Linked DNA regions of Mus musculus: region 2 is linked to region 1. A link is a loop called in an ENCODE intact Hi-C map of the cell type or tissue named here. Cell type or tissue: left cerebral cortex. All regions are shown on one strand. Links, peaks and the distances in the headings refer to the core of each region. The heading gives the core; the rest is flanking DNA. Region 1 overlaps Polr3b (polymerase (RNA) III (DNA directed) polypeptide B). Region 2 overlaps Ric8b (RIC8 guanine nucleotide exchange factor B).

Evidence for each region. Hi-C counts contacts between places; a loop is a spot of excess contacts. Peaks named below come from ENCODE experiments on the same cell type or tissue, not always from the same donor. Only the 100,000 strongest peaks of a DNase experiment are listed, where the experiment ranks them.
Region 2: it touches region 1 in a loop (2.4-fold over the local background); 6 of 42 quality-filtered maps call a loop at or near these places.

The regions. Positions count from the first base shown.
Region 1 is chr10:84,705,864-84,717,222 of GRCm38, reverse strand. Polr3b (polymerase (RNA) III (DNA directed) polypeptide B) reads right to left here. Exons shown (of 28, transcript NM_027423.2): 24 at 3,491-3,594; 25 at 2,812-2,978. Among named protein-coding and RNA genes, the nearest start is that of Rfx4, 45 kb to the left of the region's middle. In left cerebral cortex, for the core only: CTCF peaks have their summits at 5,105 and 6,928; DNase peaks (open chromatin) are centred at 4,852, 5,026, 6,955 and 7,960.
Region 2 is chr10:84,981,240-84,992,598 of GRCm38, reverse strand. It overlaps Ric8b (RIC8 guanine nucleotide exchange factor B), which reads right to left. Exons shown (of 10, transcript NM_183172.2): 8 at 335-479. It overlaps Gm34633 (a long non-coding RNA gene), which reads left to right. Exons shown (of 3, transcript XR_003948930.1): 2 at 4,793-4,883. Among named protein-coding and RNA genes, the nearest start is that of Gm34633, 17 kb to the left of the region's middle. In left cerebral cortex, for the core only: CTCF peaks have their summits at 4,881, 6,211 and 6,422 (motif pointing right); a DNase peak (open chromatin) is centred at 6,470.

The DNA.
Region 1 (11,359 bases), core at 4,170-9,169:
AATAAATATAGCAAGAATCTCAAAAATGAGTGTATAAGTGTTAGGACAAAAAAAAAAAAAAAAGTCCCGTCTGAAGCAAACAGCCAAGGAATGGACACCCTCAAAAATCTTTTCATTTTCTCCAAGTATCCTTCCTTAAAGGGAAGTACTCGCCAGCGCTGTTGAATCCAGGTACATGGAGCCTCCACTTTTGATGATGTAGAGACAGGCCCAGTGAGCCCGAAAGGTTAGGTAAGAGCCAGTGAGTGGTGTGACCAGCCTCAGATCCAGTGCTCTCTCTGCTGCCACAGTGGCCTATCTGAAAAACAGGTTCACTTTGAGCAAAGCACGGGCCAAGTAGGAAGAGCTGAGGAAGCCACTATGTGCAGAGAGGCCGCTGCCGGCAATGGCCCAGCCTGCCCGTCCCAGCGCCAATGTGCCAGTGCAGGAGGGAAGTCTACTGCAATTCCTGAGTCACTCTGTGCATTTCATCACAGGCACCCCAGGACATGGTGGCAAGGGCCTTGAGAGACTTGTCCCAGTCTGTCATGGATACTGCACGACCTCCCCAATTCAGTTTTCTTGACTGTGAATCAAGGTGTATCAAAGGGTCTTTCCAGTCCTAATGCATGACTGAGGTCCTCAGGGATGGTAACTCACGGTAGAAGTCACGGACCTCTGCTGTTCCACCGTCAACAGAGTAAAGCCACATGCAATTTCTGCTAGCTACAATCAGGACCATGAGTGAAGGCGGGCAGAGGGACACAAATGCACTGAAATCTGGACAGGCTCAGCAGTGCTGCTCAAGCCTTGGCGTGGTGAATGCAAAGGGGTGAACACCCACATGGGCCCCAAGGGAGCGGTGTGGCCATAGCTGTCCACATGGTTGTCTACACAGCTGACCACACAGCTGTCCACAGCACACAGCATGCAGCCCATGTGGGTGCCAAGGGAAGCAGTGTAGCCCTCCGCTGTCCTCACAGCTGTGCACAGCCCAGGGCACGCAGCCCAGCCTAATCTTTCAGCGCACTTATGTTTAGGAAGCTGCACTGAGTGGGTCCTATGGCTGTGCACACTCTCTGGACAATATCATTTCTGAGTAGGAGTGAAGCCGCAGGATCAGCGAGGACTGTGTGTCTTTGAGACAGAACACTAACTATTTGACTGCACCATACTTAAATGGAGGAAATCATTTGAGTTTTCATAAAATGAGTTTTGCTTTTTTAAACATCCCAACAATGATTTACTTACAGAAATCCGTATTACTGCCATCTGGGCAGTTACTGTACAAAGCACTGGATGCATATTTTCAGCAGAAATGGGTTCCTGGCGGGTCTCTCCCTCCTGGAGCATTTCTTTGTAGTACCACAGTTAAGCACCGTATCCTTGCCCATGCCCTTGCCGACCTGCACCTGTGCTTCGGTGGCTCACAGCTTAAGCAACGTGACTCTGAGGTCTTAGTACAAAGGTTCACTCACTCAGCCACCCATCCACCCACTCTCTTACTCTCTGTGTGCTTTCGTGTGTTTGAGTGTGTGTGTGTATGTACTTACATGGGCACATGTACATCAATTTAGAAGCCCCTGGAGGTCAGAAGGTGTTGGATCCCAAACTCGGATCCTGTGGAGCAGCAGCCAGTGTTTTAACTGCTAAGCTCTGTCTCTGCCCCCTGGGTACTTTATGTGCCACAGGGTATGCAAGCAGCCGATTTGATCATATGTGCCATGTGAGCTGAGTTTCAAGATCTCATCGTTCACAATAATTGTATGGACTTGTGTCTGTCTAAGATGACAGCTAGACCCTTCACTTTATCTTATCCAACCTCACCCTTAGGCTGCAGAGCTACCTCCTTATGGAATAACAGTTGGGTGGCTCCTACCAGTTTTTGGGATTTACTCAGTAAGTGTACTTTCCTCTGTACAATACTCTAAATGACAGCTTCTGTTCCTCCATGCCTTCTGCACTCTCTCCTTGCCCTTGTCTTCATGTGCTGAGAGCTAGTTCTCGGATTTACCCATCAGGCACTGCTGAAGCACCCGTGCTGGGAGGCGCTGTGCTAGGTTCTGGAGCCCAAGCAGTGGAACCAGCACAGCAGCCTGCTCTCCCAGAGGCTGTGTCTCAGCTGGGAGACAGACAGCAGTATCAGGGCACACGTCCGAGGGACGGCGGCTGTGGAGAGGAGCAGGGCAGGGACAGGCAGCACTAGGTCGGAGTTTAATTGGGTGATCAGCGGGCAGAGGGTGAGGCTCAGTCATGGCGTGCTTTCTAAGCATGCATGAAGCACTGGAGTCAGTCCCCAGCAACACAGAACAAAAACAAAAACCTCAAAGCCAAACCAAACCAGACAACCACCTGCTTGGCAAGCAGTCACTGCGGGCCTGCTGGAAATTACCTTGTTTTTGCTACTGCTCCATGTCTAATAACAAATCGAAATGGCCAGCTCTGTGGTTTTCTGCACTGTGATCCTGTCAATGCCTAGCACACACACATTAGGTGTGAACACTGGGCTCCAGGCTACGAGACAAAGCACTCAGTGCTGGGGCTCGGCGCAAAGCTAGCAGTCTGGGCAGCACTGCCTCAGATGCAGTTAATGTACGCCACAAAAGCAACATAGAAACCCGAGCTTGTTAAAACGACAGCCTTACCGACACAACTGGGGGTCCTCAGTAGCCAACTGGCTTCCTAAATGTGGCCTGTCCAAGACAGGATCACACTTCCTAAAGCACTGAGCATTCCTTCCTTCCAATGAAGGCAGTCTTGGAACTTTATATCTTAGAGTACTCCTTCTTGGGGCCCTCGCCTCCGATCTCTAGTGCTTAACAGCACACTCACCCTGTGATGCCTGAGGTGACGTAGTCCTTCCCCAGGTAGTTGTAACCATGGCGAACGAGATCTTCACACACATCCTTCACTTTACTCCCTCCAAAGGCAGTGCCGTAGTGGAACCTGCCGTCTAACACGCCTGCCTTGCCAGCCAGCAGCTCAATTAACTTTCCAACCTGAGATGGGATGGGAACAAACCAGGTGAGTGCCCGCCCGGGCTGTCAGTTCTCTCGGCCTTTTGGCTTATGTTCCAAAAAAGTGGCTTCGACCACAACCACCAAAAGTGAATCATTGCCAACACCAGCATTAGCAGGTATCATGCTGAAGAGCCCTGGCCCACGTGACTAACTTCCCTGACTGAGTTCCCTAGTTTTCAGATATTGAAACTCGAGTAGAGAGCTAAGCACCATGGCCAAGGCCACATGGCCAGCGATACGATTGCAGATTACAGGAAGTGACTGCTGAAAGAGACATGGAGCAGGCTCAGCACACAGGACTCTGTGCTGAGGGCCACAACTGCCACTCACATGAACTAAGTGCAAAACCACTTGTCATTCGCTGCAGAGGAGAGTGAGTGACAGGGACAAGGAGTCCGTTTATCCGACAGGGTGCCACTCACTGTAACTAAACTAACTGCCCGCTTCTTTCCTTCAGAGCAGCACCCCTGAAAAGCCCAAAGGTAACTGACCGTCATTCTTGATGGGAAGCCGTGTGGGTTCATTATGATGTCGGGACAGATGCCAGAATCACAGAACGGCATGTCTTCCTGGGGGACGATCAGGCCACAGACACCTGGGGGAGAGGAGATTTATGGCATGTAAAGCAAATGGACAGGGGGAAGAATACAGTACTTAATTGGGATCTCCCTGCTGCTATCTCTACTCCCACTGTTCTAAAACCCTCCCCACGGTCTCCATCAAGAGCAACAAAAGCAATTTCCAACAACCCCGCTAGCCAAACAGTTCAAAAATGACTCTCCTTGCAGAAAAGCATTGTAGGCTGTGAACTGGCATGCTGGCATGCCACACAATGGTGCTGTCAGGCTGCCTGCCCACCTTCTCCGAGCACCACCTTCTCCGAGCACCACGAAGACCAAAGGGCAGTCTCAGGCGGGCTCTCATTCGGGAAGCTTTTCAATCCCCGGTTTCTGCTCCTTGTCGGCTAGGCTGTGGTCTGCTGGGTTTTGTGCCCAAACCACAGGAATGCAAATTCTCTGACCACCAAACAAAGAATGATTGAATTCGACTAAATATGTAAAATGTGGCTTTAAAAACCTGTGACAACAAATCTGTGTGTGGGGCTGGAGAGAGAGTTCAGTGGTTAACAACACTGGCTGCTCTTCCAAAGGACCTGAGTTCGGTTCCTGGCACTCACACGGCAGCTCACAACTGTCTGTAACTCCTGTTCCAGGGGAATCCAACACCCACACATGCAGGCAAAACACCAATGTATATACATTAAAAATAAAAAGAAATCATTAAAAAAGCAAAGGAAAGGAAGCCTGGGCGTGGCTGAAACGCTAGCAGGTGCACACACTGGCTGCAGGGGTGGCCACCTGCCAGGGCTTCCTTGGCTGAGCTTAACCTGCTCGGAGGAATTTTAATTCTTAGAGCTTACAGCACATTAGAAAAGTGATCTTTGATTGAACTTGTAAAGACCAACAAGAAAAGTAAGAGCCAATTCATTCTTAGAGCAAAAGGCCAGAATTAGACACGGAATTCTAAGAATGGAATGGGAGCAGAGGGCCTTCCAGCTCAGCACTCCACCCGCATTCTCTTAGGGTAGCAGACCTGAGCAGGCCGGAACAGTGTTCTAAGCTTGCAGAGATTTTGCTGCTACACAGCTGTTAATTCTTCTGATTTGTTTTTCCTGGGAAGATGAGTGGGACAGAATTTGTTACAATGTATCTAAGAGCTGGAAGGCTTGCACAGGACTGCTCAGAGGAAAGAGACTGATGCTCTTTCACTGTAGTGTAACAGCAGAAACAGCAATAAAAGAAAACGCCTCTCCCCTGGGTGTGAACGAACCCATTTCAGGACCTACTAAAAAAAACCCAAGTTTTTCATTCCTGTTTGTCTTCTATATAACTAAAGCCACTTTAAAAAAAATACTAAGTTGTTACTATTGCCGTGTTGGAGTTAAAACTTAAGATATGATAAGCAAGCATCCCCAGGACCCCCAAACGTCTTAAAATGGAACCTTTTTGATGTGCATATCATGAAGAGCTAAACAGAGGAAACAAGCCTGCCTGCTTCTTTACACTGTGCTAACACTCTGCTTTCTAGTGGCTGCCAACAAGACTGCAGCTAGGGCGTGTAGAGCTGGATTCCAGAGCAGACGTACAGTTTCTTTGATATTTATTTTGGTTGAAAAGGTTTTTTTTTTTTTAATCATACCATGGGTATTCATGCTTTCCTGTATAAATAACAGAAACTCACTTGCTACGCTGTAGCTCAAATCTAGCTGTGTGCCATTGTCTTGTGTGACGTGTCCCTTCCCTCTAAAGCCACATCTTATCCATACTGAAAGGATCTGACAGAGGCCGGAAGTCACTGAAGCCTACTTTGAAAGAGAGCAAATCAGAAATCTAGGTACCCTGAGGCCACTACTGTACAGCAAAGAACAACATGTTGGACTCGGCATCTCCACAAGGACGGGGTAGAGCCTGGGAAGGCTGGTGAGAGTCAGGGTTCCGATAGCCCTTAAACACAAAACCAAAGAGAAAAGGCAGCGCCTCTCAGGCAGGACCCACAGGGATGCTGGTGTCAGCCTGGGAGAGGCTGCGGTCCACCCTCCACACCACCAGGAGAAGGTGGGAACTGGTTCAGGCAGGCTGGGACTTAGGGATGGCAGGAAGACGGAAGACTTGGTAGCCTGGTTTTAGTTGACGTGTTTAATTGAGCTGATTTAACCTCACCAGGCTATTAAGATGACATACATGCTCATTCCTACAGTCAGAATCTAGTCATTTTCCTCTGGGCCCGATTACTCTTCACAGCACAGCTTCCTTTTGGGAAGTTTTTTTTTTTTTTTTTTTTTTTTTTGTTTTGTTTTGTTTTCTCTTCTGCCTTTTTCTGACATTTGCTGACAAAAACATACACAAGGAGCTTTTTTTTTTCCATTCCGTCTTATAATAGAATTGCTTTGGTTATATTTGAACCAGGGGCACCTGTAAGCCAAAAATTAAATCTTCGCTAACTTAAAATTACTTGAGCCTCTGAAACCCCTTTTATATGCCAAGATGGTTCCCATAGCAGACAGCCCTGTGTTGTTTGTTTTGTGAGAAAGCGAGTGATAAAAGACCCATGAAATCGACACAGAAAGCCAGAGCAGCAGAGAGAGGCGAGGACTCTCCATCACCACGGCTTCTCCCCTCTGCTGACTTGCTGAACAATGGGAGCTACACATCCAACTGCAGATCCAACACAGCTGTGCATTTCATTAAATGAAGAGCACTAGTGACACAAGTAAATAATTAACTTATTCTGCCCCACTGACTGTGCTTATGAGACCAGTCATAGCTGACAGAGTTTAATACAAGTTAACACAAAGGGGCCATAATGAGCTTAGAAGTTAAAACAAAATATTTAGACAGAATTTGATGATCTTGAATCTCAAATTAGACAGATGATTTTTAAAGTCTGCATTTTATTGAATCCATCAGGGGTAAAGAACGTTCCTGACCTTTGAAACCCACTTTTCCCCCATATATATTTTTTTTTCTTTTACATTTCTCTGGTTTAGAAATATGTAATCTTCACAACATTGGGAAGGTTTCTTCTCTTTTCTTGCAATGAAAAATTAAAACTGTGTTTCATCAAAGAGCAGAGGCATAAGGTCCATTCTGGCACTAAGAACTTTAGAAAGTTGTGGTGCCCTCCCTTGAATGCTGGCTTAAATGCAAATGCCACGCAGTGTGCTCCAGAGAGTTAACTCCCACCCTGCATCCCAGGAAAGCGGATGGGCTGCAAAGAAAGCATGGCTAATGGGAGCTGTTGGGAAATGATTACCGATTCATACCTTAAATGCTTACACAGCACTTCAGATTGTAAAATAAAATTTCATCCCCTGGCCGGTGCTGATGTCTCAACTCCATTGTTTATAGCACAGCCTCCTGGTAGCAAAATGCAAATACATTTTGCTCAGGAACTTTGATGTACTCACTGGAGGCAACTGGGAATTAGGCCACAGACTGTATCACAGGACTCTTAGCAAACACAAATTCATGAAGAAAAATAGAAGCCGGGAAAGTTAGGAGCAGACGATGCCCTGCCAAGAGAGTGTCACTCCATCAGCACTGACACTAATTCCAAGGGCAGAGAAGGAGAACTTATGGAGTCCAGGGAAACTCTCAGAGGACCCAGGTACTGCAGGTTCCACTACCAAGCTGCTGTCTTTATTTCTACGGCTTCAGAGAGCAACCCAAAAATCATGTAGGTACAGGTTGTCCAGAGAAAATACAGCTGGAATTATGAATCACTTCATTTTCTTAGAATGCACTTCTAATAACTAATATTATGGTAACTGACCTATTAGTTTTAATGGGTTAGATCTGTGTGCTGGAACACTTTAAATAGACAAGTTAACATATCAGAAAAAAAAAAATCAATGTGTTGTAGCTCATGCCAGTAATGCAAGTATTGGAGCAGCAGGAGAATTCTGAATTCAAAGCCAGCCTGGGCTGCTCAGCAAGACCCTGTCTCAAAAACAAACAAACAAACAAACCACTCCAAAAGAGAAAAAAAATTTACCATGCTAAAGCCTTATCAAGACAACTGCAGCCAGTCGTGGTAGCGCACGCCTTTAACCCTAGTACTTAGGAGGCAGAGGCAGGTGGATTTCTGAGTTTGAGGCCAGCCTGGTCTACAGAGTGAGTTCCAGGACAGCCAGGGCTACACAGAGAAACCCTGTCTCGAAAAACCAAAACCAAACCAGACCAACCAAACAACAAAAAAAAACAACTGCAGTGATCTATTTAATGCAAGAGCTATTTCTGAGGAGACACCCCCAGAAAGGGCTGACTAGTATGCAGTTTTCTATTGGTTGTCACACAGCACTCAGATGCACTGTGTGACAAACACTCTAAGGAGGTGAGGACACAACTCTAGGCAGGAGATGCAGCTGACATAGATCAATCCGAGCAAATGCTGGAAGCATAACTGCACTCCCTGCAGCTGAATGCCATGTAGGACACATCACAGGGAGGCTGCTAGAGCCTAACACATCACACTGACTACAGCCTAACCAACTCACTGGGGTTCGCGTAGGGAGATACTTTACCATCAGGAGGCCATGTACTCACACTGCTTGGGAGGACAGAGAAAGTCATCCTTTTTCCCACAGTTACAGCAGGAAGGGAGCCTTTTCCCTACAGTTGCACTGTAGGAAGGGAGCCTTTTCCCTACAGTTGCATGGCACCAGGAGTCTGGAGTCTGTGGTCTGGACTGTGAAGGAACAAACACGACTTGTGCCATGTTCATGAGGCTTATGAACATGACGAGATGGTATCTGTAGAGTTCATCTCTCCTTGGATCACACTCCAGTGGAGGGAAGATAACAAAGAACCAGGTGACCTTAATTTAATCTGATGCTCTTCTGTTTAACAGATACTATTCAGGCCGTCAGTGTTTGACTAGAAAGGAAGAAAAGTGATAAAGCCTTAGGAGCTTAGTCTTTTTACCTCCATCAGGTGCTCCATCAGGCAATTAATTGTGTTAGAAGAACCAATGGGCTAATATCTGAGAGCAACTTTATGGTCCTTAGACAAAAATCTAAATGCAAGGGATTATTATTATATAAGGAACCTAATTGCTCTCAGCAGGACGTACTCTAGAGGAGATCAACTTAATGACTGGCCAGTCAGGAGCAGCTGCCCAGACTGGCTGTGGAGGTTGGAACCTGCACCCTTAGTGTGTTCTGGCCGTTTCACATTATCAAGAAGCTGTCTTCTAACATGCATGAGTGTCTAGTGGGAACTGCTTGTGCTGATGAATATGGTACTACATGGGGGGGCTAAAGCAGCAGCCAGAACGTTCTCAAGTTGGACTGTTCCAATCACCCAATAAGTACTTCTAATAAACTCGGGTCGGTGGGCCTAAGAGATGCAAATTTCTAAATCAAAATGTGAAGGCTACCACAGGTGGCCTCCTTTCTTCCCTTTCTCCCAGCTATCAACTAACCTTTTCTTTTCCTCACCACCACCTTAAATCATCCCTTGGGGGAGAGAGCGGGGAAGACAAAAAAAAAAAAAAAAAAAAAAAAACCCGCGTCCTATCACCTCCAGATCTGGCGCATCGCTTGCCACATCCCGGCTGATGTAACTGCAACTCGGCTCTTCCTTACATGTTAACAGATAAATAATGCATAAGAAAACTTGATTAACTTTCTTATTAAAACATCACTCTAAATGAGAGGAGGTGCAGGAAGACAATAGCGTTTTTACGCGGCTTTCCCAGGAGCAGCTGAATGGTTTGATGTGATAAATTTGCATAGTCTGTGGCACACAAAGGGCTGATTAATTGAAACCCTTACAGTGCTTCTGGAAGCAGCTATTGTAAAAACAATAACCATAGGAACTTTACAAAATACACATGGCTAAATGTGTCAAGAACTTAATGAAATGTGTTGAGCCTACACTATTTGGAAACAGAACAGGAGATTTTTATTCTAGGCCATAAAACACTAAATACCCTAATTTCAAAGCTTTAGCCTGGGTGTTTACTGAAAGGGCAGAAGGCTACAGTGAGCCACAGAGGAGCTAAAACTTGTTCTTAGAAAACAAATTAAGTAAAGTCTTCTTACAACTAACGAGGTGTCTAACGAGGTGTCTATGTGGGTGGAATCCGGACTTCTAGCATTAGTAAGTGAACTTGTTTGGACTCTGGCTTTAGGGCTGTTGGACAAACGCACCTTATCTTTAGTACCTCACTCAGTCAACCACCCCCTCTACCCTCCCACTTAGACATTCAAGCAGGATCAGGCGGCTGCAGAGCCAAAGGCCTCCAGTGTGTTTGAAGGTGGCCTGGCAGTGGATTTTAACACCCTGAAGAGCTGTGTGAGGACAAGATGCCAGCCATGTCATTGTTACTCCAGGCTGAGCTCTTCTCGCTCACCCAGTTTAGAAAGCACTACAGAAAAACCACAATGAATGGAATTCTGGGAAGACTGGTTTTTACTTGTTTAATGGGACAGACTTTGCTCTCAGGTTTTCTGGCACACATGAATAAATGTTGTGTTAACTCTCACAGCCTCTCTGTGGCACTACATAAGAGCCTAAACTTCTTTTAAGATATACTTCATCAAAATATTAATAAATTAACTTAGCAGATTACTGAATAATATTTAGAGGCAAGCAGTCTTTTAATGGGACTTGCTTTGAGCAAGAGTCAAAGATAACTATTCTAGAAAATTTTGTCCATAAATACACTATCCTCTCTAAGCCAGGAATAAATAAATAAGCTGAACCGCTAAGTGAAAACTGTATTTTGATACGCCCAAGCTTTTACTTCAAAACAAAGTTGACTTCCGAGCGTTCTAAGTGGCTGTCTGGTCTCAGAGGAAGGAGGGGCACTGAGGAATGGATGTCATTATCTCAGATTTGCAGTTATTAAAAAGCTTCTGTTTGCCAGGGCAAACACTCTTGCTCAAATACAGTTTTTCCTTAGAAACACTGCCTGGCATTGCTGCGTTCTGTGATCTGCGGGACCTTTGTTGGAGGTGCTAATCCTTTTTCACACGAGAGACTGAGAAACGCTCTTTCAGGAGAGTGATATATTGCTTTTCCCCTCTCCACATCAAAGGGGTCTACTCTTTCCTTGCTCATTGTGAATGGCAGCAACAGAAAGAGGATATCCAGAAATATAATAATTCGCTTTGCCCGGACACTGAGAAGAAACTTAACTCCTTAGACTAATGTAATCTTTCCCTACAGAATTAAAAAAGACTAAGAATGAAACCTAATAAAGGCATTATCAGAGGGAAAAGTCTCAATATGAAAATATTATTTGGCACCAACTAAAAGAGTGCTTGAGATTTGTCTGTGTAAAACTTATAAAGAGCCCAAGAGCCTAAGGCACTTGTTTCTGTTGCAGGAAAGAAGTCTAGCTTCAGCATGCTCCAAGGAGCAAGGAGGTCCAAGGAGATGCTGTGACCATCTCGTCGTATCTTTACCAACCAAGCTGATAATGGCAGGATATGAAAGCACACAGCTTTGCAGGCCCACGCCTCTACTCTACTGACCCCTTTGGAAGGGCATCACATTTGAACAGGGAGGCACAGCCTTACTCCCAGTGAAACCCTGAAACATGGAAAAAGATCATAACTCCTCAAAGAACTCAAAACCAATGCAGACCTTGCCTCCTCTGAAAGCACACAGGTTATGCTGGCCCTTGGCTGTAGAGGAGGCCCTCACTGAGCAACCCTGCTCTCCCCAGATAGTCTTCATCAAGAGTTCTTTGGGCTGTAAGCTCACTGATGGCATTCATAAAGGATCAGGCAAAGACCCAGAACAAGCCTGTGTGAAGATTCTGACTGTCATAGGGAATAGACTAGAGGTTCT
Region 2 (11,359 bases), core at 4,218-9,217, 280 kb before region 1:
TGAAACATCAAAAAACCAACTTAAAAACCTGGTGTCAGCTGTATGTTATGAGGCAAACAGTAACACACTCTTTCAAATTGATTATCAGCATCTAAAATCGTCACCACACACTTGCTTCTTGAAAGAGGGTAACAGACTTGTTGAAAGACTCATGCTTCTTCAATCATGTGAAGTTACTCTAAGGGACTGTTTGAAGCTGTCTCTAGAAACACCAGGAGATGGAAAACTTACAAATTCCCAAGAGGAAGCAATGGACAATGAGAGCCAAAGAAAGAAGACAAACCACTCCCTGAAAGGCACAGCTACTTAAGCGAACAGAAACGTAGTACTATACTTTGGTTTTGCGTTTTTGTATTCTTCAGTGTCCGTGTCCTCGTCCTCTGAGTACCAATTATCTCCTCTTCCTCCAGCCAAGAGGCCCCTGGCCGCCAAGAGTCCTGCAGCGTTCCCATAGCCAGTGTATTTCAGCAGGCTATCCACTGCAAAAACACAATAGAGTTTTAGACAGGGATCCTAACTAAGTACTTACCATCACCACCCACTCACCAGCACAGAGGAGGTGGGGGTCCCCGCCATGGCAGGAACGCTTTAAGCATAAAGTGGCTAAACAGAACTATCTACAAATGCTCCTAGCTGCTATGAAGATGAAGAAACTGTCTTTAGGTATCAGGAATTCTGAAATTACTCTTCTGTACACACTTTGACAAATGTAGAGCCTCTGTGCTCCTACAGTAAGAGTCATGCATTAACTTTTTGATCTCTCATCTTATTTTTTAAAACTAAAGATAATAAAAGTCAGATTGAGATTTTTGCATGAGTGGCATGAACAACCTTAATTTTTTTTAATCCTTAAGGGAATAGGAAGAAAAATATAGAAGAAATAATAACACTTAAGGATATTAGCAAATAGGAAAGGCTAAAGTACCAGTCAGCAGGATGGGGCTGGCTGGGGAGATGGCTGTGACACAGGCATGAAGACCAGCGTTCAGATCCCCAGAACCCATGTAGAAGATGGGTGGATCCTTGCAAGACAGAGACAGGAAGGATGTCCTAGGTATTGGCAAGCTCTGAGTTCAATTGAGAGACCCTGCCTCAATAAATAAAGCGGAGAGCCATTGAGGAAGACACCAAAAATCAACTTTGGGCCTTCGTATGTACACATACATGTGGACCTAACACACATTAACATAAAAAGTTAGCAACAACATATAAACATAGGAAGTCACTGAGTCAGACTGGCTAGATTTTAATACTATCAGCATTACTAGCTGGCTGAACTTGGATAAAATATTTTATAGCTCTACCCCAATTCTGATCTGTAGAAATGGAATAAGAACTACCTACCTCTCACTGAGTATTTTAGAAAACTTTGCAGCAAAAAGTCAGTTCTTATCTTTACCTTTGGTGAATACTACATTTAACTACTGTGTTAGATATCTCTCTCTCTCTCTCTCTCTCTCTCTCTCTCTCTCTCTCTCTCTCTCTCTCTGTCACACACACACACACACACACACACACACACACACAGAGTCTGAGGGATGAATACATGATACAGGTCTTCTGTTAAGTATGACCCTACTGACAGAGTAACATCCTTTAAATGAGCTGACACAAAAATCTTTGCAAAGAAACCCTGCACTGTAGAGGTGTGTGTTCATGAATGTGTACATGAGTGCATTCGTGTGTGTGTGTGTGTGTGTGTGTGTGTGTGTGTGAGAGAGAGAGAGAGAGAGAGAGAGAGAGAGAGAGAGACAGAGAGACTTATAAACTTTTAAGGAATATACTGAACAATTATAGGCAACTTTATATAAGTGTACTTTGTTTTCTTCAGGCACGTTTCAAGGTGCACAATTATGTATAAATAAAAAGATTAAAAACTTTACTGAAGGCTTTGAGTAGTATGTTCATAAAATGACATGCTAAGGTCAACTGTAGAAAACAACACTATACATTTATCCATGTATAAAGCCAAGATAAAACCTACATTTGAAAGCACCACAACTTATACCATTCACCTAAAAAAAATGCTAGAAAAATTCAGAGAAGCACACACAGGTGCTAAGAAGGAGGAAGGGGAAAATATGTGTGGACTTCCGCTGGGACAGAGGATCATACTGAAGGAGGAGAGAGAGAAAAGCAACTCTAAGAATGTTTGAAAACAACCATAAGCTTACTTACAAGTACATAGTGTGTGTGTGTGTGTGTGTGTGTGTGTGTGTGTGTGTGTATGCACACGTGTGTTGTTTGCATGGAGTTATGTCACATATGGTGATAATGCTCCCTACCAAGTGACTAAAAGACTAACAGAAACCCCAGTGACAGGCATGGGAAACCCCTATTTAAGTTGTTGATCAGGAAGGGTCCAATATAGGCCACTGCCATTGCCCTTGGTTGCTCCCCAGAACTTGAAGGAAGACCCCACTACTGAGGACACCACACACTTCAGACACAGGACTTGGAGGCATCAAGCGGGAAGTACCCTGGGAAGCTCCTCTCTTAGGACTTTCCCAGGATCTGAAGGTGTATAAAAGCTGCCAAGGGACAAAAGCAAGCAGCAGTCCAAGCCAGCATGGAGCCTATGACTGCCTGTCAAGAGAGTCCCAGTGGTGCAACAGTAACCCTGCTATCCTGAGGCTAACCGAGAGCTGTCTAAGCCTGGTACTACAAGCTAGGCAACTATCGCTGGCTGGAGAGGTCATGGACCCCACAGAAGATACCACCACTGTCATTTCCCCAATGGAACCTAATCTCTAACTGCATTCTAAATACTTACCCTGATGCCCACAGATAAATAGAGCCTCATCCCTCGTCAAAGAAGCAGATGGAGGCTACTACAGAGGCCCGTGACTGGTCAACACACAGGGAATAAATGGCAGTGGAGTCCACATCCCATCCCGTACATCTACAAGGAACACTTACACCTAAGACTCAAGGCACTGGGAAGGCGGGGTAGAAAGACTGTGAGAGCGAGAATTACAGGGTATTTGCTACTAGACAGTTTTGCAGGCACAAAGGGGATGCTGCACCCATTACATCTCCAGTGTAGCTTCCTAAATAAAGCCTGCATGATGACACCATCAGTCAATATGCCAACACGGATGGAGAAATTTCCTAAGGCCCCACCCTTAGGTGAAGAGTGCCTGGCACTCGGTAGCTGCTGAGAAAGGAGGAATCCGTCTTCTCCAGTGAGGAGCTCTCTGAGGTTGGCCAATCCCAAGGGAGCAGCCCTAAACACAGGCACATAACAGCAAACTAAATCAGCTCAGCAGGGTGTGTATGTCTGCATAATTATATTAGAAGAAGGCAGGAATTTGAGAAAATAGGGCATGGAGGAGTTGGCATGGTGCGGGTTGGAAATAATATTCATGTATAAATTTTAAAAAACTAAAATTAACTTTTTATTATAAAGGGCTAAAATAGAGAAAGAGATAGGAGATAGTCTAGTCAGAGTATGTAACTATAAAGAGCCTGGGAAACATGAATAAAGCTGTTAAGTTTTGAGTGTTTAACTGGAGAGCACCCCTTTGATAGAGAAAATAGCCACTCCACGGACACATGAAACTATCCCTCCTCTCAAGGAATATTAAAACTGGTTCCATTTGTATAAAATGAGACATGGGCTAATAAGACAAAGATATTAAACGAGAGTTATACTCTGTATCCCAAGCTGGCCTGGGCCTCACTTCCTCCTTCCTAGGTCTCCGGAATGCTGAGGTCACAGGCAGGTCCTCCACACTCAGCTTACACTCGTCATTCTAACCTTAAAACCTATCAGTAACTGCACTCCTCAGTGCTACCAGCAAACACTATGCAAGCATTTAATGAGGGGTAGTAATCTGAACCTTAATAAATCTGATACGCTGTCTCTTGCTGCCAGTGCCTTAAGATGCAGAGATTCAAGTAAGTTAGGAAATGCATAATGAATTAAGGGAACAAATGTCTAGAGTATATATGTATCCTTAAGACATGATTGCAATGGTCAGATACAAATCCACTCATGATCAAGGACCACAAATCTAAGCCCTCAGAACACTAATGCCTAGCTAATAATGACCCCTGAGATTTTAATGAAAGAATATTTACTGCTCTTTTACTGGAACATATGTCAATTCTGAGATAAATGGGTTACAGAGATGATTTAAGGCATATTAATGCTCCAAAAATAAAGTCAAATAAAATTTTGTTAAAATTTTAAACAACAAGATATTGGGAAGCAGAGACGGGAGTTAAGTGGAATATAAACTCCTAGCAGAGAGGAGTGCGGGAGAAGCGTTCGCTTCCCTTCCAGTGTGCTGCTAAATAGCCCACTGAAACCCTGCTGGACACTGTGTAGGGAAGAAAGGAAACTGACTGAACCTGGCTAACCAAAAAAGGAAAGATCTTCTGATGGTGCTACGTATGTGCACTCATGGGCTCACACAAGGATGCCTGTTCTGTCATGGTAACTGTCAGTTATTACCTGAAGATGCTGCTGAAATCAGATGACTCCCTGAAAGCTGACATTATAAGGATACTAGATACTAGAGAGAGAATGTAGCCACACAGTGGGTGCTGGTGAGACACACACTGGCAGGCAGTGTTGAAAGCCTACACAGACATTAGTTCTATTGTTTTACCACAAAGCAGGGCTTCCATTCCTTTACTGAGAGGAAGGCACACCCAGAGACCATTCTCCTCCCTCCTCAGTAGGAACCTTTCCATCCAGTTAAACTCTACGTCCTCTAGATCCAGCAGCTCCTCTAACTAGTACTGTTTTTTAGACCTGTATCTTCCCATTTCTGCTTCTCTCCAGGTGCACAAGACATCTTTTGTTCAGTACGAAGCTAACTATGTTACCTTCCTGGAGGACGCCTCCCCTGCTCCCCCTAAAGGCTGGAACACCAGTAGGTTGAACGGCTCCTGTCTTGCAGCCCATTCTTTCTAAAGTTATGTTCTATCGTATCCACTTCTCAGATCCTGAATTGTTTGTTTCTGTAACTACTTCCACTTAAAAGTGTCCCTCCCGGTTGCCACTGTAGCAAGCACAACCCTGCTTTAAGAACTTATTCCCACTGTGGGGAGACACATGCTAACTGCCCACGTGACTGAACTCCCAGGGAGCAGTTTGCTCTTTTAAGTAACATTTGTGGGAGCATAACTGCCTGTAAGATACAAGATCTCCAGTGTGAAGAAGCTGGATGTTGGGGATGCAAGCTCTACATCGTTACAGCACAGCCAATGGGGAAGCTTGAAACAACACAGATGAGTCAAAACGGCAGGACGAAGAAAATCAACTTTGCCGCAACAGCCAGAGTGTTCTTCACAGATGAGTCCACGGTGCTCTTCGAAGACAAAACTTAGTGTTCTGAGGCCATGGGGAAGGGCAGCCCAGGTAGCGCTAAAGCATCAAGTTAGAAGCAGACGGGGTACACTGACACAGTACAACTCTACGAGGCAAGGGGCGGGAGTAGAATGTGGGCTTCCCCAGGCAAGCATGAGGAAGCCCTGCGAGCTCACACAGGGGCAATGGCAACATTCTGTCCACATTTTATAACAAACCCTAGTAGCCACCTGGCAGACAGACCAAAATAATCTGATTAGAAACAGGAGGTCTGACTATATTAGTATTTTAAGAAAATGATTTTAAAGGCATATAACATGAAGTGGTGTGGGAACAAAATGGAAGAAAAAAATTAAAAATGGTATCTAGGAAGTAAAATCTGTAAGGTGTAATTGGTTTTACATGTACAGAAGGTAGGCGGGGTAACTGTAGATGACGTCCCTTCACAGAGGGTGTGAGCAAAGGACACAGAAAGGCTGAGGAACATGGGCCCTGGAGAAAATGCATTCCACGTCAGACAGAAGAGGGAGGCAGCCCTGAGAAACTCAGGTGCAGATGTGCGGTCCACAGGCGAAGCATGCCAGGTTCATCCTGAGGCAGAAGCCAGGAGTGAGACAGTGGTGTTCAGAGGGTGACTATGGAATTCAATGTGGGACCGGAATGAGTGTCAGCAAAGGAGACTGAAAAGAACGGCTGTCAAAGGCCGTCCAGGCCTGGCCTGGCACAGACATATTGAGAAGCGCATGCAATATCATCAGTATTTCAAGATTCCAAGATGCAAAAGCTTAAAAAAAAATTAAACCCAAGCACAGAGAGGACCAACTCACAGAGGAAGGCTTCTAGGAAGACAGGAAGAAAAACATGAACGGCAAAGAAGCAGCTTAGCAGCAAGCTAGAGAGAGGCCAAAGGCCCGCCCGCAGCCTGAGCTGGAGGGAGGCACACGCAGGTGGCACAGAGCTGCAGGTGGCACAGGGCTGCAGGGGGCACAGAGCTGCAGGGGGCACAGAGCTGCAGGGGGCACAGAGCTGCAGGGGGCACAGAGCTGCAGGGGGCACAGGGCTGCAGGTGGCACAGGGCTGCAGGGGGCGCTGCTGGACAAGGCAGCTCAAGCTGAACTGATTGTAACTCACCCTACCACTTCCGTATGCGGCTGCCACATACGGAAGGCGTGAAATGTTTCACAGATCACTTTCTTTTGGCTAAACTATGTAGACTATTTTTAAGGAGCTGGAAGAGAGTATATTATTGTAAGAAGAATTGTACTGAAATGTTAGCAGGCAAAACGATGCGCTTCCTTGGCTGTTTCCCTACTCACCGCATTATAGCTGCTGCTTTTTTTTTTTTTTAAAGATTTTATTTATTTTATGTATGTGAGTACACTGTAGCTGTACAGATGGTTGTGAGCCTTCATGTGGTTGTAGGGAATTGAATTTTTAGGACCTCCGGTTGGCTCTATTTGCTCTGGTCTCCTCCGCCTGCTCAGTCCTTCTCGCTCTGGCCCTAAGATTTATTTATTATTATACATAAGTACACTGTAGCTGACTTCAGGCACACCAGAAGAGGGCATCAGATCCCATTACAGATGGTTGTGAGCCACCATGTGGTTGCTGGGAATTGAACTCAGGACCTTTGGAAGAGCAGTCAGTGCTCTTACCCGCTGAGCCATCTCTCCAGCCCTATGGCTGCTTCTTATCCATTCTCTTCCTCCCCCTTACCCCCTTCCGGCAGGGTTCCCTCTCCATGAGACCAGCCTTCTCCTGCTTTCACACTACATGCATTCCATTACAGGCACCCTCAGCTCTTGGGCCCCTTCTAATAGCTCCCTTTACACATTTAGGATTCACATTTTTCTCTCATTTAGACCTCACATATAAAAGAAAATATGGGTAGCATTGGTTTTTCTGAATTCAGTTTTTGTTTTTGCTTAGCATAATTTCCAGGAAGCTGACTTTGTGAAAGTAATAAACTATAGTTATGTCACAGCTCAACACAAGTTGGTAACCTGACTACACGTTAGCATTTTGGTTCCTGCTGGCTAGAGAAGTAGGCTGCCCTGGCACAGATGGGGATTTCAGACACCTAGGCGTTCCTGCCATGCCTAGTCTGTTAACACTTGACCCTTCTTGCTTCTGACTGCTGCTTACTGCGCTACTCTGTGGTTTGAGCACAGACTACAGCGCCTTCACACTGCACATGGGTTTGTGCATCTTTAAGAAACTTCAGCTACTGTGGCTGACATGACTTGGCCTGCACATAGACCTTGCTGCTCTCCCTGCTCCCCCAGAGCCAACCCCTTAGGCACAGTGCTAACACTGCTGCACCAGAACACCAGCTGCAGCCTCCCCTCCCCCCTTGCCCACATGGATGGATCTATGGATCCCACAGACCATCACCTCCTAACCTCCCTCCCCCCACTCAACACCTTATCCCTCAACTGCAGGTCACACCTGCCAGAAAACCAGCTGGGTTGCTGCAGACCTCCACTCTGTTTCCCTAGACCCAGTCCCTCAACCTCTCTGGCACAGCAACACACCACCAGCTGTGGCCTCCCTCCTGTCCACTTCTCTTGTGGACCCCACAGACTATCCCTCCTGACCTCCCTCCTCTGACTCATCACTGCTTCCCAGCCTCCATCACCAGCAGGCATTCCCTATGAACACACAGCCTAGCAGACCAGTAAAAGAACTAGCACACAGCCATCACACACTCTGAAAATGCAGACAGGAAACAGAAACTGAAGAACAAAACACCCACCCAACAAAGACAAATCCAGAAATCAGCACCTAGACCTATAATCACCCCAAACCCAGACACCTAGATGCCTGTGTAAGAACACAATAACAACCAGGGCAATACATCTCTACTAAGGCCCTGCAATGCTACAACAGCAGGACCAGAATATTCCAACACAGGAGAAGCACAGGAAAAAGACCTTCAGATAACAGAGGTCCTTAAAGAGTAAATGAATAAATCCATTAAAGAAATCCAGGAAAAGACAAACAATTGGGGGAAACGAATAAATCCTTCAAAGAAAGCAAGAAAAAAATAAACATCTGCATGTGCTTTGCCATGGGGAGGTCAAACCGGTGCCAGCATGGAGCCTTCCTCACTACACTCTCGTCTCTTTGGAGCAGGAAGGTACTCTGCAGGCTAGGGAAGGGAAATATGGACACCCACGCAGCCACAGCCTTTGATCGACAAGATGTGATACAGGGAAATGGTGGTACAGAACATTCAGGAGCAGCCGACCAATTCTGATTTGAGGCCTACTCCCTGCGAGGGAGCTCATGCCCGGCACTGCCTGGGTGGCCAGGAACCAAAGCCTGGCTAGTCCAGAGAGCTGGGGTAGAACCAGATTGACTGGCAGAAATCAACCAATCCATCAATCCTATGATTCCTAATGGCATTCTGCTATACTCAGAGATCAGGGCTCTGTCTAGTTGTCAGCACAGAGGTGTCCTCTAGCAGACAACAGAAGCAGATGTAGAGACCCACAGCCAGATATTATGGGGAGAGCCTAAATGGGGAGGTCCTCACTGGGTGTTTCCCCTCACCATTTGGGGAGTCCCAGAGGAAAGTGGTGTCCAGAGAGACTTAAGTGGCAAGCACGGGGCCTACAGGCGTCTGCACCAGGTCCTCTGTGTACGTGCTGTAGCTGTGAACTTGGTGTTTGTGTAGGACTCCTCACTGTGGGAGCTGGTGTGTCTCTAACTCTCCTGCCTGCTCCTGAGACTCTTTCTTCCAGTTGGCTGCCTGGTCCAGACTTGACATGAAGGCTTCTGCCTTGTCTTACTGTTTGTTTTGTCATGGTTGGTTGTCATCTCTTGGAGGCCTGTTCTTTTCTAATGGGAGATGGAAGGGGAGTGAATATGAGGGGGAGGGGAAGAGGTAGGGACAGGGAGTGGTGGAGGGAGGGGCGACTGTGGTTGGCATGTACTGTAAGAGAGAAGAATCTATTTCTAATAAGAAGTAGGAAGTTACTTGCTGGTCAGCAGCTCCTTAGTCGCAGCACTGAGTTGCACCTGAACAGCAGTGCCTCCTCACCAATCCCTGCAGCCCTCAGTCCTCAAGCAACAAACTGCTGCAAAGGGTAATTTTCACCTGTCACTTCACATGGACACTGCGGGTATTTTCATCACTAAGGGTTTGGCTGCTGCAGTTATTTGCATAAGTAAATAACATGAGGGTGAAAATCCTGACTGTTTTGTATACTTCTGTGTGTAGCATAAAAATACTCATCACATTCATTCATTCACTTATTATTTTAACTATCGTGGGTGCTTGCACACATATGGAGGTCAGAGGTCACCTGCAGTAGTCGGCTCTCTATGTATGGAACCTAGATGTCTGGGTCAAATGCAGGTGGTGAAGCCCAAGAGCAGGAACCCGTCTGTATCCACTGCGCCATCTCACCCGCCCTTGAATAAATGGGTTTTATTCCAAGAATACATTTATACAATTCTAATAAGATTGGAAAGAAAATCACGTGATTACACTAAGATATTTCTTTTTTTTTTTTTTTTTTTTTTTTTTTTTTTTTTTTTTTTTTTTTGGTTTTTCGAGACAGGGTTTTTCTGTATAGCCCTGGCTATCCTGGAACTCACTCTGTAGACCAGGCTGGCCTCGAACTCAGAAATCCGCCTGCCTCTGCCTCCCAAGTGCTGGGATTAAAGGCGTGTGCCACCACTGCCCAGCAGAAATTTCAAATTTTAATTGAAAAAATCCAAAATCCAAAAACAAAAACCAAGCAACACAAAAATAACTGCGCTGAGCTAGGCTAGGTCTGAGTTCAGCTGTATTAGAAAACTTCCCAAGTACTAGATATTCTAGGAAGAACAATGCCAACTATCTCAAATGAAAATAACCACAGAGTTCACTTGCAAAGTATGTGCTGCATTTGCTAAGCACCGACTCACCAGTAAGGTGGCACTGTCCTTAGATACATACTCATTATGAATTTTAAAGATGTACAAGTTAAGAAATGTATGTTCACTATAAAAAAATCTATACAGAACCAACAGTCTTCTCCGTGAGAAGTAACAGTGCTACGAACACAGTAATCACCCAAAGCCTTTGTGGGTGTGAGTGCAGGCAAGCGTGCCATGGCACGGGTGGAGGGGAGCTAGCCTCGGCTAGCTGCCGGTCCCAGCCGCCCATCCTGCTTTCTCTTGTTCGCACTGGGTAAGGCCTCTGCATGGAGATTTATGTCCGCCTCCTGTGGACATCATCGCTGTGGGAGCACTGGGATTACAGACACGCACAGCGGCGAGCGCGCGGCTTTCCGTGGGCTCTGAGGATTCTGAACTCGGGTTCTCATGCTGCGTATCTCCCTCCGCTCTGACATCCAGTTTTAAGTGAGTGGGCAACGGGTATATGTGCTGTAGTTTTATGAGCGTGTACACACACACACACACACACACACACACACACACACACACACACGCTTTTTAAAATGGGTGCAGATGTGTGTGCCTGAGTTTGTAGAAGTTAGACGACAACTTTAGGCATCATTTCTTTGGAATGCTGTCCAGTGCCTTTTGAGGCAGGGTCTCTCACTGGCCTGAAGCCTGACAACTGAGTTGAACTGTCTAGCCAACAAGCCCCAGGGATTCTTTTCCCAGGGATCCTCCTGTCTCTGCTTCTCCACTGCTGGGATTACAAGTGTGTGCCACCAAGCTTAGCTTAGTTACCCACCTACTTACCTACCTACCTACCCACCTACCCACCCACCCACCTACCTGCCTACTCACCCACCCTCCCTCCTTCTCTCCCTCCTTCCCTCTAATTCAGATCTTTGTGTAAGCACTTAACTAACTAACCTATCTCCCTATAGCTCATTTGTGATCTAAGAAGATCCAATCAGCCACTATTTTGGCAACACATGTGAGCAACTGTGATAACCATTTGATTATAAGGTGTAAGTCAATCTTTTTCTTCTATTTATTTATTTATTTATTTATTATTTATTTATTTATTTAGGTATTTTCTTCATTTACATTTCCAATGCTACCCCAAAAGTCCCCCAAACCTCCCCCTAC